2 separate regions of the Homo sapiens genome follow, and region 2 is linked to region 1. Evidence: chromatin loops called from intact Hi-C (ENCODE). Cell type or tissue: ovary. All regions are shown on one strand. Each heading gives the region's core, and the rest is flanking DNA. Links, peaks and the distances in the headings are about the cores only.

What was found. Hi-C counts contacts between places; a loop is a spot of excess contacts. Peaks named below come from ENCODE experiments on the same cell type or tissue, not always from the same donor. Only the 100,000 strongest peaks of a DNase experiment are listed, where the experiment ranks them.
Region 2: it touches region 1 in a loop (2.4-fold over the local background); 10 of 110 quality-filtered maps call a loop at or near these places.

Annotation. Positions count from the first base shown.
Region 1 is chr14:63,384,885-63,393,168 of GRCh38, forward strand. PPP2R5E (protein phosphatase 2 regulatory subunit B'epsilon) reads right to left here. Exons shown (of 14, transcript NM_006246.5): 9 at 7,088-7,141; 10 at 6,933-6,983; 11 at 4,728-4,847. Among named protein-coding and RNA genes, the nearest start is that of GPHB5, 70 kb to the left of the region's middle. In ovary, for the core only: a CTCF peak has its summit at 4,116 (motif pointing right); a DNase peak (open chromatin) is centred at 4,127.
Region 2 is chr14:63,610,122-63,618,405 of GRCh38, forward strand. All of the region lies in intron 2 of WDR89 (WD repeat domain 89), which reads right to left. It also overlaps the pseudogene RNU6-597P. Among named protein-coding and RNA genes, the nearest start is that of WDR89, 28 kb to the right of the region's middle. In ovary, for the core only: no CTCF peak of the experiment used is centred there; no DNase peak of the experiment used is centred there.

The DNA of each region.
Region 1 (8,284 bases), core at 1,890-6,889:
GGGGTTTCACCACATTGGCCAGGATGGTCTCGATCTCCTGACCTCGTGATCCGCCCACCTCAGCCTCCCAAAAGTGTTGGGATTACAGGCGTGAACCACCGTGCCTGGCCCACATTTTAAATGTTTGTGGATTTTTAATCTCTTGGAAAATTCCAAAGTGGGCCAGGCACGGTGGCTCACACCTGTAATCCCAGCACTTTGGGAGGCCAAGGCAGGCAGATCACTTGAGCCCAAGAGTCTGAGACCAGCCTGGGCAACATGGGGAGACCTCGCCTCTACAAAAACACAAAAATTAGCCGGGATTGGTGGCATGTGCCTATAGTCCCACCTACTTGGGAGGCTGAGGTGGGAGGACTGCTTGAGCCTGGGAGGCGGAGGTTGCAGTGAGTGGAGATCATGCCACTGAACTCCAGCTTGGGTGACAGAGCAAGACCGTGTCTTCTCCTCCCACCAAAAAAAAAGTCCAGAGTGGTTCAAGTGGTTCATCGACTCAGGGAAGGAAAAGAAGTTTTCCTGTTAATTTATATTCTTCTCTAATTCTGCCCATGTCATCTGATTCCACACTTTCCTGACATCACTTTAGCACATCTCACTGGTCCCCTTTCTTATGTTTTTCATCACACACACTTAGATCGAACCCAGGGCCCAGCATATGGTTAGCATTCAGTCACAGCTACTGAGGAACACCCACAGTTGCTCATCCCTGTAGAGCGGCCAATATTTACTAAGTACCTCCTATGGGCAGGCACTGTGCCTACACAGCAAGTAGAATGTATCATCCTTACCACCATCCCAGAAGGAGATACCATTGTGCTCATTTTACAGGTGAGGACACAGAGACTCAGGGAGACTGAGTAATGTAGGCAAGGTTACACTGACAATATGGTAAAGACTGGGGCCTCATTTCTAGGGCTTCTTCCAGAGTTTGTTTCTGGTCCCTTCCTGTGCAAGCCAGGAGATGTCTGCTCAGTTTCTGGTCTCAGGGACACTGGCTGCACCTACCCTCTCTGCTCTCTTAGATCCCTTTTCTCTGCCCACCATGCTATCAACTGGCTCTAATTTGGTCTGCTGGGCCTGATTGGCTCATCTTGGATTTCATGAATTCAAAAGAACATCTCAAAAACAAAACCTAAAATCTCTAAAAAGGGTAGTTACAGGGGAAAAGGGAAAAAGGGGTGGCTTCCTTCATTTATACAGATTAAGAAGCCCTGTTTTAGAAGAGAACAAAATGGTATAAGATGTATCTACCGAAAGACACTGAGAAAACAGAATTTTTCCATTTACATTATTCAGCTTGGTTCAAAAAACAAAACAAAACCCTGAGACTCATTAGGCACCAGACCCTGAGAGTACAAAGAAAACAATCATTACTGCATGTTCACTATATGCCAGGCACTGTGCTAAGTGTCCCACATATATAATATCTCATTTCCTCACAACCAACAGAGTTGGTACCATTACTTTTCTATTTTGTGGATGAAGAATCTGAGACTCAGAGAAGCCATTGGCTCAAGGTCACATGGCTAGTAAGTGGCAGATTCCAAAGTCTCTATTCTTAACCTCTTTACTCTGTTATCCCTAAAGAGTTCGCACACTGGTGGGAGAAGGGGCATCTACAAGCCTATCCAATGTAAACTGTGACAGATGCTATATCAGATATATGAATAAAGTGTCAGGGGAAGGAGGGGAAAAGAGCAGAATCAACAATCCAGATGACTTGGGAAACAGAAGGGTGGCAGAAATGTAACATAGGTGGGGCTGGGTGTGGTGGCTCATGCCTGTAATCTCAGCACTTTGGGAGGCCAAGGTGGGTGGATCATTTGAGGTCAGGAGTTCGAGACCAGTCTGGCCAACATGGTAAAACCCCCATCTCTACTAAAAACATAAAAATTAGCTGGGCATGGTGGGGCATGCCTGTGGTCCCAGCTACTCGGGAGGCTGAGGCACAAGAATCGCTTGAACCCGGGAGGCAGATGCTGCAGTGAACTGTGACTGTACCACTGCACTGCAGCCTGGGCAACACAGCAAGACTCCATCTCAAAAAAAAAAAAAAGAAGAAAGAAATGTAACATAGGCAAGTGGCATTTAAGCTCGGCTTCGAAGGATGAAGGAAAGGGCATTCCAGGTAGAGGGCATTAAGGAAAGGAGGACAGAGGCATGGACGAGGACAATGTGTTTGGGAATCATCAAAGCAAATGACGTAACTGACACAGATAAAGCAGGAGGCAAGGAGAGGGAGAAAAAAAGGAGTAAGAATGAGGCTGTTCTGAACATTCTAACTGGTTAGAGGAAAATCCTAGGTGCCTCCTTCTTTACTGGCATCCTCCCGTGGTCTCTTTGGACATTCCTCCAGAATCCAATATTTACCTGCCATTTAACTCTAACAACTTCCTTAATCTCTTATATATCCATTTTAATATGTAAACCCACTAATAAAAGTATGTATCCAGCCCCTTAAAGAGGAAAGGTATTGTTTATGCAAAGTTAAAAATTACTGTGTCTGACAACAGGACAGAGCCACTACTTTCCTGGGATCCACTGTCCTTCTGCACACACAGAGGCAGTGTCACCAGCGTGCAGACCTCAGATCTTAATGCCATACCTGAAGCAAGCAATGATAAGTGTCTGGCTACATAAGGCGGCCACTCAATAAATGGATGAACCAGCAAATTCATTAATAAATGTTTGTGGATGAACCAGCAAACATTTATTAATGAACACTTAATAAATAAGAGCCTCTTCCCTTTGTTCTCAATTTTACTTCTGCCAAATAATTTAAAATCCTTTTTTCTTTCTTCGACAAATTGAATTGTGTCCCCTCCACAATTCATATGTTGAAGTCCTAATCCCCAACGTGACTATATTTGGACACAAGACTTTTAGGAGGTAATTAAGGTTACATGAGCTCATAAGGGTGGGGTCCTAACCAGATAATACAGGGGCCTTATAAGAAGAGGAAGAGAGTGAGATTGCCTCTCTCTGTATGCACATGCCAGGAAAGGCCACGTGAGCATACAGCAAGAAGAAGGCCATCTGCATGCCAGAAAGCAGGATCTCACCAGAAACCAACCATGCTGTCATCCTGATCTCAAACTTCTGGCCTCCAGGGCTGTGAGAAAATAAATGTCGTTTAAGTCGCCAGTCTTGTTATGGCAGCCCAAGCTGACAAAGACATGGCCTCTCTTTTCTAAGCTTCTGAGTAACGCTTAGGCCTTTCTGGTGATGCTCTTTTTTTTTTTTTCTCCTTTCTTTTTTCTTTCTTTTTTTGTTTTTTAGATGGAGTTTCGCTCTTGTTGCCCAGGCTGGAGTACAATGGCATGATCTCAGCTCACTGCAATCTCTGCCTTCCAGTTTCAAGCGATTCTCCTGCCTCAGCTTCCCGAGTAGTTGGGATTACAGGCGCCCGCCACCACGTCCAGCTAATTTTTGTATTTTTAATAGAGACAGGGTTTCACCATGGTGGCCAGGCTGGTCGCAAACTCCTGACCTCATGATCCACCCGCCTCAGCCTCCCAAAGTGCTGGGATCACAGGCATGAGCCACTGCGCCCAGCCGATGATGCTCATTTTTAAAAAAATACTTGTTCCTTGACCTCCATAATGCCAAACATCCTGCTGAAAACTGAAAAAAATAAGGTAAACAATCCAGATGTGTGAGCACTAAAGGCCCTGAGTGGTATCAAAATATCTATATACTGTTCTGTAATTTTTCCATTTTTATTCAGGCTTGTCATGATTTCTATCTTCTTTTTTCTTGCTTTGCGGTACAACTGCTAGACTGCCATAAAGTCACTGCTTTAACATATTAACATGTCTTTTGGTCAGAAATCAAAACAACAGCAGCAGCTAGTGTCTCTAACTATACAGCATAGTTGACAGCTTAGGGAAAAAGTCCGCCATCAAATGACACCGTTAGAGGTCTGGTTCTGCGCTAAGAACCACAGTCTGAACAATCTCTTCCAATCAATAGGCACAGTCTAGGTTTATGAAACGGGCCTTAGGTGAGACAGCCAAAGAATCAAACCTAACGTGTGCTCCCCCAGTTTACCCTTCTTCCCTCCTGTGTGGGTTCCACAGCACTGCAGCCATGGCCCCAAGAAAGAAAAGTGTTGCCCCGAGTGGCCACGAGGAGGCAGAGCAGTGCTATGGGAAGGTCACCGGCTTTAGCAAGCAGCTACACCAAAGATCAAAATTTGACTCTACTCTCTATTAACTTGGGACCTATAGTAAATTGTTCTCCAAGCCTCATTTTTTTTTTTTTTTCATCTAGAAAAGCTTCAGAGGATAATGGGACATTTATAAATAATGTACCTAAAGTATCTAGCATAGTAAGGAATATTAGGTTTTCTCCTTTTCCTCTTAAACATTATTTAGCATTCTCTCTTACACACTAGAGAAACCTCACCAGCCCACTTATTTAGAAATTATCTGAAATACTTTTGACCACTTTGAGCTTCAGTGTTCACATCTGTATGTCTTTAAAAAAAAAACATAATGCCCTCCTTGCAGGGTGTTAGGAGAATTAAAGTTACTGGAGAGAAAGCACCATTACTGTGGCTGTTAGGCAGCAAGTGCTCAAGATAAGCTGGCCACTATTAAAATTATCATCATGTGAGGGGATAGCAAATAAACAATAGGTAGCTAGGGTCCATTACATTGCTTTTGAAACAAATAAAATTTAACCAAAATAACTCATGCTCCCTGGCTCATGTCCTCTTTACTACTAACCTGAAAATGGGGGCTAGATACACACTTGGCGATTTGTTTAAACAAAGGTTCTTGGATTTTAACAAATTGTGAAGGTTCAATCACATCCAATATTTCTTCCAGTTCCCCAAGGAACATGACCTGTAAGTACAAGCAAAATACAAGATGTGAGGCACATCATGAAAAAAAATCCATAAGAACAAGGAGGATTAATGAGAGTTTGGATTATTTTAAGAAAAATTTACACATAAAACCAAACATACATGAACCAGTCATTATCCCATGTTAGAAGATGTTCGTTCCACAAAGAATTCACCATAGGGTACTTGGAAAAATTCTACGTACTTGGAAAAAATACTCTACTTGGTATATATATTACATAGAACGAGGGACACTCACACACTGCACCGGCCCCTGAGAAGCAAAACTGACCCCGTAGGGCCTTCCTCTCTATTATTAGTAATCCAGCTCTCTTTCCACAACACTTTTTTTTTTAAAAAAAACAATGAGAAGGTGGCCCTCCTAAATGGAAGAGGCAAAAGTTCAAATGTGGTTATTTGCCAAATACGTACAGCCCCTGCTACATGCTCAATGCTCTAGAACGCACTCATTAATACAACAAAAAGTTCAAGAAACACAAATGAGCAGACTCACTCACATGCAGGTGCCACTTCAAACCCATAAGCATGCACTGACGCATTCTCGACACACACACACACACACACACACACACACACACACACACGCTTGCTCTCTACAAAGCACAGTGAATCTTGTGAACTCAGCACCGGGTGCCGCAAGAAACAGAGTTTTTAGATCACAATATGGAGCCAAATCTGCAGTAGAGTCAATTGTTTTAAATATAATGGGAAAATGACAGATAAATAAAAACCAGTTTACGTATTTAGCTATGAAAAAATAATTACTTTGAAAAAATAAAGTGAGCAATCAAAATATGAAAAATAACAATGCCTTCATATTTTGAGATGTATCTGGGTAGCAATGCACAGTTCAATTTTATCTAACAGATTTTAAGAAATTAAATGACTTTCTGAAATTAAAATAGAGTTTGGAGAATTGAAGCTGATTTGAGAAGGAAGGCGTTTCTGCTAAAAGTAAAATATAGTAGACCCTTGCCATTTGTTAATATGTATATGGAATTTCTCCCAAAGTTTTAACCAAATATAAAACTAACAGCTGATCTTTTTTTCTGAGCCATTTTCCACATGGTTGCTAACCTTCCAGAAGAATGGCTGCAGATCTGGTGCTCAGTTAGGCTCAACTCCAGCTAAGAAACTCATGCACTACCCCATAACAACCTCACAAAGTAGCACATGCCTGGTGAATTCTCAGCAAAGGTACAAATGATTGTAGGCCTGAACCCCCCAGGGTCATTTGTGAATGGCTGAAACTAAAGGTCTGTTGTCTATTCTAAGATGACACAGCAAGATCCACCTATACCATGCTTTAAAATGAGTATTTGGGCAGGCTGCTCTAGCGTCTATGTACAGTGACAGCAAAACCTTCATATTATGAAGGGGGCCACTCGGAAGGGAACATCAACAAAGCTAGACAACTGGACACCTGATTGGGGCCTGGCCTGGGCTTAGCGAGGCTGAAGAGCACAGTGAATAAAAAGACAGGGTTTAGGAGTCAAGGAGGCGAGTTCTGGCCTAATCATCTGTACTTACTTAGTGTACTGGGGCAGGCTATTTAACCTCTCTACAGTTTCATAACTAGTAAAACAAGAGTTCTGACAGCCCTGCCTTATAGAGTTACAATGAGGTTTAAATGAGATGATGCAGTTTTGCTTTGTTTTGTTTTGTTTTGTTTTGTTTTGTTTTGTTTTTGAGACAGAGTTCACTCTTGTTGCCCAGGCTGGAGTGCAATGGCACCATCTCGGCTCACTGCAAACTTCTGCCTCCCGGGTTCAAGCGATTCTCCTGCCTCAGCCTCCCGGGTAGCTGGGACTACAGGCATGCGCCACCACGCCTGGCTAATTTTGTATTTTTAGTAGAGATAGGGTTTCTCCATGTTGGTCAGGCTGGTCTCGAACTCCCGACCTCAGGTGATCTGCCCGCCTCGGCCTCCCAAAGTGCTGGGATTACAGGCATGAGCCACTGCGCCCAGCCCTGATGATGCGGTTTTATACATGCTTAGCCCAATCCTTGGCACTCAGCAAAATATTCAGTAAGCTATGAACACTCTCTGACAGTAAGCACTTACCTCTTTTTGACTACATGTTTTAGGCCAAAATTTCATTAACCCCCTAATAACCTAAAATGAAAAGGAGAAAAACAAATGGCATTTAACTTTTTCATATATACTTCTGGGAAAGGTAATTTTTCTTAAGTTTTTGAAATTATGGAAAAAAGACTTACTGGTTCTGTGAGTGAAGGATCTTTCTCCAGAAACTGTACTATACAATATGCCAGCTGAGTAAAAAATAAAATAAAAGGCAAAATTTTAAATTCTATACAGTAAGGGCTCAAAAGATACACTATTAAAACTTCCTAAAAGGTTTCCAGACTGCTTTTAATAACTTCACATTCAATTCATTTTAATTATCATAAAATCTATATAAAGTAAAATAAGAAACTACTTTTTCAAGCCAAAGACTAATATTAACAAGGCTCCAGGGAACTTTTCTTTAAAAAAGAGTATTAGGACATGAAATATGCAGCTAATGAAAAGCAGAGGTGAGACATCACATTCAGCATATTGTGGAATTATCTCACCTACATACACTTTGAGCTACATCTCAGGGGCTTCCTTTCTCTCTTTGCTAATATCAACAGTACTGAGTTTTACTGTAGTTCCACAAGAGTCCTCTATGGGAAGTAAGCACTTAATAAAAACTTTGCCAATTGCCTGAAATGGCACATGCAAACTAAAGCAGTTTCACGAGGAGATAAAAGGTTGTACCTGCCAGTCAGAACCTGGAGAAATGTAAGAATAGTTCTACATCTGGTACTAACACATCTAAGTAAGATTGTTTAAAATAATAATCATGAAATATGATATCCCATTTCAAAAATCAAAGGCAAGATTTGTAAAAGGGCTTGTAAAGATTCTTGGACAAGAAAACCACCCTCGCAAAAGAACATTTTGATGGTGTTCTAAATTAGAAACATATGGATTAATTTTTCCTCGAAATAGAGAATTTCACATTTAAAGAGGAACAGTGCTTAGAAAAATGTGTCACGTTTTTATGCAAACTCAAAACCTTCCCAATGGGGGGAAGAGGGAGTCAGAGTCTGGCAGTATTTAAAATCTTCCTATCCAAAATTTAAAATACTACCCAATAACTTATCTACCCCCAGTGACATGGTGACCATGCAAGGCAGTGTTAGCACAAAAATTAGAATGGGGACAAGACAGGGTATGCTTTTTAAAGTGATGAAGGCTTAAAGGAAAAAAAAAATGTGAAAATACTGATTGATTTGTTTACTTGTGAGAGTGCTTGTGTGTAGAAAGTGATAAAGACATGGTGAGTGACCTAGAACAGGAGGCAAAAAGGGCAACTGATAGACTAACGCAAAGTAGGATGGAACAAAATATTCAAGAACATTAAAACA
Region 2 (8,284 bases), core at 1,834-6,833, 230 kb after region 1:
AGGCAGGAGAATCACTTGAACCTGGGAGGTGAAGGCTGCAGTGAGCCAAAGTCGCACCACTGCACTCTGGCCGGGGCGACAGAGTAAGACTCTGTCTTAAAAAAAAAAAAAAAAAAAAAAAAACTCTTGGATTACAATCCAAAGAATAAAATAAATATCCATGAGTCCATACTGATAAAAATGAATCAGTAAATAAATAAATGAGGGAGAAGGAACAAATCTTCCTTACAGAACTCAAGTATAACATATGTAGATATACCCCCTGTAGAAAGTAGAGCTGAATTCTCCTCCCCTTGAATGTAGGCTGGACTTAGTTACCCGCATCCAAAGAATAGAGAAGAATAGAGTACAGAAAAGGTAAAAGATAGTAACCTAATTGTGGAGAAGCTCAGATGACATCACTGTGACCAACTGATCAAGGGTAACATCATCAGCAATATGTCATGTTCCTATCATGAACCCCCGGTATGATGTGATAAGAAAGGCATTTCATTCACCTCTGTTATGTTATTCCCCACAGTCTAATCATGAGAAAACCTCAAACTAACCCAATTTGAGGAATATTCTTTTCTTTTCTTTTCTTTTTTTTTTTTTTTTTTGAGAGGGAGTCTCACTCTGTCACCCAGGCTGGAGTGCAGTGGTGCAATCTCGGCTCACTGCAACCTCCACCTCCTGGTTCAATCAATTCTCTTGCCTTAGCCTCCTGAGTAGCTAAGATTACAGGTATGCACCACCACACCTGGCTAATTTTTGTATTTCTAGTACAGATGGGGTTTCACCATGTTGGCCAGGCTGGTCTCGAACTCCTGACCTTGTAATTCGCCCGCCTTGGCCTCCCAAAGTGCTGGGGTTATAGGCATGAGCCACTGTGCCTGGCTAATTTGAGGGATATTCTACAAATACTTGGCCAGTACTCTTCAAAAGTTTCAAGATCATACCAGGCACAGTGGCTCATGCCTGCAATCCTAGCACTCGGGGAGGCTGAGACAGGCAGATCTTGAGGCCAAGAGTTTGAGACCAGCCTGGCCAACGTGCTGAAACCCCATCTCTACTAAAAACACAAAAATTAGCCGGGAGTGGTGGCACACACTTGTAGTCCCAGCTACTAAGAAGGCTGAGGCATGAGAATCACTTGAACCCAGGAGGCGGAGGTTGCGGTAGACAAGATTGCGTCACTGCACTCCAGCTTGGGCAACAGAGCCAGGCCCTGTCGCAAAAAAAAAAAAAAAAAAAAAAAAGCTTTAAGATCATGAAAAAGAAAGAAAGACCAACAAATCATCACAGATTGGGGGAGATCATGATGATGTGATGATGAAATTCAATATGGTATCCTTGATTAGATCCTGGACTAGTAAAAGGACATTCATGGAAGACCTGGTGAAATCCAAATAAAGTCTGTCATTTAGTTAATAGTATTATTCCAATGTTAATTTCTTAGTTAATAGTATTATTCCAATGTTAATTTCTTAGTTTTGACAAATGTTCCATGGTTATGTTAACATTAGGGAGGCTGGGTGAAGGGTATACAGGAACTCTGTACTATTTTTGCAACTTTTCTGTAAACCTAACATTATCCCCCCCAAAAAAAAATTTTTTTTAAATTTTTATTTATTTTTATTTTTTGAGACAGGGTCTGGCTCTGTCCCCCAGGCTAGAGTGCTGTGGTGCAATCTCGGCTCACTGCAACCTCTGCCTCCTGGGTTCAAGCAACTCTCCTGACTCAGCCTCCCGAGTAGCTGGGATTATAGACGTGCACCACCACGTCAGGCTAATTTTTTGTATTTTTAGTAGAGATGGGGTTTCACCATGTTGCCCAGGCTGGTCTCGAACTCTTGAGCTCAAGTGATCCGCCCACCTCAGCCTCCCAAAGTGCTGGGATTACAGACATGAGCCACCGTGCCTGGCCAACAAAAAATTTTTAACATATCATTGATGTTTATAGTTCTAGACAGAAAAATATTTCTGGTACTAACACACTAGGAATGTCCCAATGCTGAAAAGCCCTTCGGTCAAACTCATCTCTAGACCTGAGATGATTCTAGCAGGCCAATCAGGACTACCACCAACAATCTCTGCCCTAGTCACGTCCCTAATCTAGCTTCATAATAAACTGGAAATTATACAGCAGAGCCAACAGAATCTCTTTCCATATGCCAATATCCCCTTCCCCAAAGCAGTACTAAGGAAAGGTAAAAATAAAATTTCAAGTTTTTTTTTTTTTTTGAGACGGAATCTCCTCTGTCGCCCGGGCTAGAGTGTAGTGGTGGGATCTCTGCTCACTGCAACCTCTGCCTCCCGGGCTAGAGTGTAGTGGTGGGATCTCTGCTCACTGCAACCTCTGCCTCCCGGGTTCAAGCGATTATCCTGCTTCAGCCTCCTAAGTAGCTGGGATTACAGGGGTGCACCACCATGCCCGACTAATTTTGTATTTTTTGTAGAGACCGGGTTTCGCCATGTTGGCCAGGCTAGTCTCAAACTCCTGACCTCAGGTGATCCATCCGCCTCGGCCTCCCAAAGTGCCCCAAAGTGTTGTAATCCCAACAAGCAAGAGCCACCATGCCTAGCCAAGTTTCAAGAATTCTCACGAATACTCCCAAATTTGGAAAGAAGCAAACTGAGGGAGTTGGTAGGCAACCTCAAAAAATCTCTCGAAAGTAGTAAGTACTCCTACTTACTACTGCAGGAGCTCAGCAAAGGAATGAAGAGTTGGTAGGGCTATTTTCTAATGTCTCCAGGCTCAGTTTGGGAAATGAGAAGCAGCCCGTAAGAGTGGAATATACCTGGGACTTGTTGGAATGGGATTTGGTATAGGACATTCAATGGGATCTCAGATGAAAGGACAGATTCCAGGTCCCCCAGCAAGGACTGTGTCAGCCCCAGTATGTCATTAGTTTTTGCCAGTGGAAGCAATTTATGCTACAGTTAGGGTAGGATTAAGAGGTAATGGGTTTTCTCCACCTTTTCTTTGCTCATCTGCTGGCTCGATGGAGAAGACTCCTTGGTCCTACAGGATGGTATAGCCATAAAATGAAAGGAGTCGCAGCCTACCAATCACCAGATGAAAGGCTATCTGCTGATCAGGAAAACCTACATTTGGCTGCATCAGTCAATCAGCGGTGAACAGATCTGAAACATGTAGTTTTAAAACTCCAAATCTGCTTGCAGAGGTGGCATCCTGTAACTTCTTAGGGGACAAGTGAGAAAAAAACCCAAAAAACTCCAAAACACAATGATTCCAACCTCTTAATGTTATTCATTGTTTTAAAAAACTTAAAGTAAATTTCAAGAGCCAGAAGCTCTTGTATTAAAATACCTAAATTTTAGTCATTTCTTTCATACTATTTATTTTTTGTGTATTCCAGCTCTTTTTTATACTGCTGAATTTTTTTTTTTTTTTTTGAGACAAGAGTCTCACTCCGTTGCCCAGACTGGAGTGCAGTGGCGTGATCTCGGCTCACTGCAACCTCCACCTCCTGGATTCAAGCAATTCTCTGCCTCAGCCTCCCGAGTGGCTAGGATTGCAGGTGCCCACCACCATCCCAGCTAATTTTTGTATTTTTAGTAGAGATGGGGTTTCAACATCTTGGCCAGGCTGGTTTTGAACTCATGACCTTGTGATCCACCCACCTTGGCCTCCCAAAGTGCTGGGATTAGAGGTGTGAGCCACTGCACTCGGCCACTGCTGAAATTTTTAAACATCTTTTTTTTTTTTTTTTTTTTTTAATACAAACACGGTCTCACATACTTGAACTCCTGTATGTAAGCAATCCTCCTGCTTTGGCCTCCCAAAGCGCTGGGATTATAGGCATGAACCACCACGCCCAGCCTATTACTGAAATTTTAATGATGATGACAACCTCATGACAATCCCAAAGTACTAGTATATCCATTTTACTGATGAGAAAAGCACAGCTAATATGCAGTAAATCTAGTTTCTGAATTCAGGCATTCTTATTCCAGAGCCCATGCTATTAATTCCTATACTATACTGTCTCTATATAAGCATGTAGCATATTAATCTTTTTAAGGGGGGAGTATTAGCAGAGCCACATGGAAGCAGTAGCTGCTAATGTGTAAAGTGACAAGGCCAGGGGCAAACCTGAAAAATCTACTGGCAGCCACAAAAGCTTTATACGAGACATTCAAGTAGCTTAATATTTATCAGGCATATCCTTTCTTTTCTTTTTTTCTTTTTTTTTTTTTTGAGACAGGGTCTCACTCTGTGGCCCAGGCTGGAGTGCAGTGGTGCAATCACAGCTCACGGCAGCCTTGACCTCCCTGGCTCAAGCAATTCTCCCACCTACCTCAGCCTCCCAAGCAGATGGGACCACAGGCACATGTCACCACACCTGGCTATATTACACATATCTGATGTCAGCTTATCTAAAGCAAAACTGCACAGGAGAATCTTAACAATCTGGTTATTAACATTTCAGAGAAAGAGGGAAGAGTAAAATAGGAACAATCACACATATGCGTTACCAGTATGTCCTAGAGGAAACAATACCTTGGGATAAAAAGCATACACTGGTTTAATTTCAGGAGAATCGTTTCCAGAAAACATTTATAATTTAGAGAAATGTATGTGTATGTTTTAAACTAACACAGAATTAGCTCTAAGACAATTTGCCAAAGAGCCATTTGTTTTAAATTCAGAAGAACTGCTGAATATTTAGTGGAAGGTATGCTAAACTGACATCTGCTACAACTCTAATATAATTTTAAATTTCACATTCATTAATGACTAAGACAATGTCTCTGTAAATTAATCCTGCTTAGCTAGTCTGAATATGGTATTCTTATTCACATAAACGTCCAAGATAGTGGTTGCAGCAACATATGGCATCCCATGCATTAAATACATTAAAATTCTCAGGAAAAGCACAATTTTTAAAGTACAGGAATCTGTTACTAAGGAAAAGGGGGAGGACTGGGAGGAAATGACACATACTTTCTCATGCAGTGTGAGATTATGCTGCAGGTTCCAGATATAACATTCAAAGCATCTTTTTAAAAACAAAAACATTTTCCTCAATAACATCCTGAGATGTCCAGTTTTGCATGTAAATCTTGCATCCAAACGTCACCCTTTACGGTAATTCCACAAATGCCCAGAATCTTTCAACAAGAACAATTAACTGCCTTTTTCCTTTCCAGAACAACCAGCTGGTTAACCAAACAGAGAAACCAAATTTCCCTAAGTCACCAGATGTCTTAATTTGGAACAGTTAGAAGCAATTCGGAATAATCTAATTCTTGAATTGGTACTACATGTTTACTATTTCTTCATTTTCTAATTTTGAAAAGACGCTTTTAAGAATTAAGCAAATGCTATCTTTAATAACTGCAAAAAAAATGAGGAAAAACAAAAAGAACCATATCCTGTTACAGAATGATGTTAACATTATCTAAGAGCCAGCTACTTAAATCTTGGATACATTATAGTTAGAAACTGATAAGCTCTAACAACATTAAATCTGCTCTAAAGTTCTTAAGAATTACCCTACTCAAGAATTCAAAAACAGCCGGGCCCAGTGGCTCATGCCTGTAGTCCCAGCACTTTGGCAGGCCGAGGCAGGCAGATCATGAGGACAGGAGTTCAAGACCAGCCTGGCCAACATGGCGAAACCTGTCCCTACTAAAAATACAAAAATTAGCCAGGTGTGGTAGTGTGTGTCTGTACTCCCAGCTACTCAGGCGGCTGAGGCAGGAGAATCACTTGAACCTCAGAGGCAGAGGTTGCAGTGAGCTGAGATGGTGCCACTGCACTCCAGCCTTGGCGACAGAGCAAGACCCTGTCTTTAAAAAAAAAAAAAAAAAGAATACAAAAACAATTCTTGGCCAGGTGCAGTGGCTCACACCTATAATGCTAGCACTTTGGGAGCCTGAGGAGGGTGGATTGTTTGAGCCCAGGAGTTTGAGACCAGCTTAGGCAACATGGCTAAACTCCGTCTCTACAAAATTTAGCTAATTTTTGTATTTTAGAGCTAAATGTACAGGGCGTGGTGGCCTGGTGGTAGTCTCAGCTACTTGAGATGCTGAGGCGGGAGAAGCACCTGAGCCCAGGGAGGTTGCAGCTGCAAGTTGAGCTGTGATTGCGCCACTGCACTCCCGCCTGGGTGACAGTGAGACTCTGTCTCAATACCAAAACCAAACCAAAGAAAAAAAACAATTCTGGAAAGGTTATGACATGACAGGCCTAGAACATAACAAATTCAGCAAAGAACAGTCATGAAGTCCCTTTCTTCATGCAGGACAGGATAGAAGGAGATAGGTGGAAATACAGCCCAATAACTAATTATAATAATAAAAATAGTGAGGAGTGTTATAAAAAATAACAACATAGGGTAAGGCAAGAAAAATGAGGCAGGAAAAGCCATTTCTATTCAATCATTAAAGGAAACTTCCCCCATGAGGTGACATTTGAGCTGAGACCAGGACAAAATGAGGGAGGCAAGGGAGTGGATTACATGGAGCAAGAGCTGCCTAGGCAGAGAGAAACAACAAGTAGGCCAGTGCAGCTAAAGTCAGAGAAAGAAAGAAGGGTGTAGAAAATGAGGCTAAAGAGGTAACTGGAGCCAGAGGAGAGCTCCATCGGTCATGGTAAGAACTTTGAATTTTATTCTCAAGTGAGAAAGAAAGCCACTGTAGGCTGAGAGCAGGTAAGAGACACTGAGAATGGGTTCCTTGGGCTGCTGCCTGGAGAACAGACTAAAGGGCAAGAGTATAAGTAGTTAGTTTAGAGGTTTGTGCAAAGTTCTGAGAAAGAGTTCTAACAGAAGTGGCTGGATGTAGGTCACAAATATGAAAGAATTTTCTGGTAAAACTGCAAGTGGTGTGAGAGAAGGGCAGTCAAAAATGATTCTTGTCTCAAAAAAAAAAAGATTCCTAGGTTTCTGGCTTAAGCAGCAAGGTAAATATGTTGTTGGTATATTATTAATACTTTAATTACAAGCTTTTTTTTTTTTTTTTTTTTGAGACAGAGTTTTGCTCTTGTTGCCCAGGCTGGAGCACAATGGCGCGATCTCGGCTCACTACAACCTCCACCTCCCAGGTACAAGCGATTCTGTCTCAAGCCTCCCAAGGAGCTCGGATTACAGGCATGCACCACCATGTCTGGCTATATATTTTTTGTATTTAGTAGAGATGGGGTTTCACCATGTTAGTCAGGCTGGTTGCAAACTCCTGACCTCAGGTGATCTACCAACCTCAGCCTCCCAAAGTGCTGGGATTATGGGAATGCGCCACTGTGCCTGGCCTAATTACAAGCTTTTAAGATAAGATGATTAACTGGACAATTTGATAATTATCCAGTTGCTTATACAGGCCTTACTGATAAACTGTGGTATGTTAATACAATAGAATTCTCTTTTTTTGTTGTTTTTTTGAGACCAAGTTTTGCATTGTAACCCAGGCTGCAGTGCAGTGGAATGATCTCGGCTCACTGTAACCTCCCAGGTTCAAGCGATACTCCTGCCTCAGCCTCACAAACTGCTGGAGTTACAGGCACCCACCACCACGCCCAGCTAATTTTTGTAGTTTTAGTCGAGACGAGGTTTCACTATGTTGGCCAGGCTGGTCTCAAACCCCTGGCATCAAGTGATCCGCCCACTTCGGCCTCCCAAAATGCTGGTATTGCAGGCATGAGCCACTGCGCCTGGCCTAGAATTCTACATAGCAATAAAAAACATGCAACTGGTACATGCAACAATGTGGATGAATCTCAGAATTGGTTAGATGCCTGACACAAAAAGGTACTACAGGATTTCATTTATACAAAGTTTTAAAAAAGGCAAAACAAATCTATAATGGTAGAAGTAAGAATACTACTTATTTTGGGGGGAGATAGAAACTGAGAAACAGAACAAGAATTCTAGGTGGTGATTATGCTCAGATGCATACATTTAAAAATAAAACCATGGTGCTCGCTTCTGCAGCATATATACTAAAATTGGTACGATACAGATTAGCATGACCCCTGCACAAGAATGACATACCAGTTTGTGAAACATTCCATATTTTTAGAGGGGTGTGTGTGTGTGTTAGAGAGAGACAGGGTCTCACTCTCTGTCACCCAGGCTGGAGTACAATGGCACAATCTTGCCTCACTACAATGTCAGCATCCCAGGATCAAATGATCCTCTGGCCTCAGCCTACCAAGTAGCTGAGACTACAGGTATGTGCCACCATGCCTGGCTAATTTTTGTATTTCTATAAGAGATGGGGTTTTGCCATGTTGCCCAGGCTGGTCTCAAACTCCTGGACTCAAGCAATCTGCCTGCCT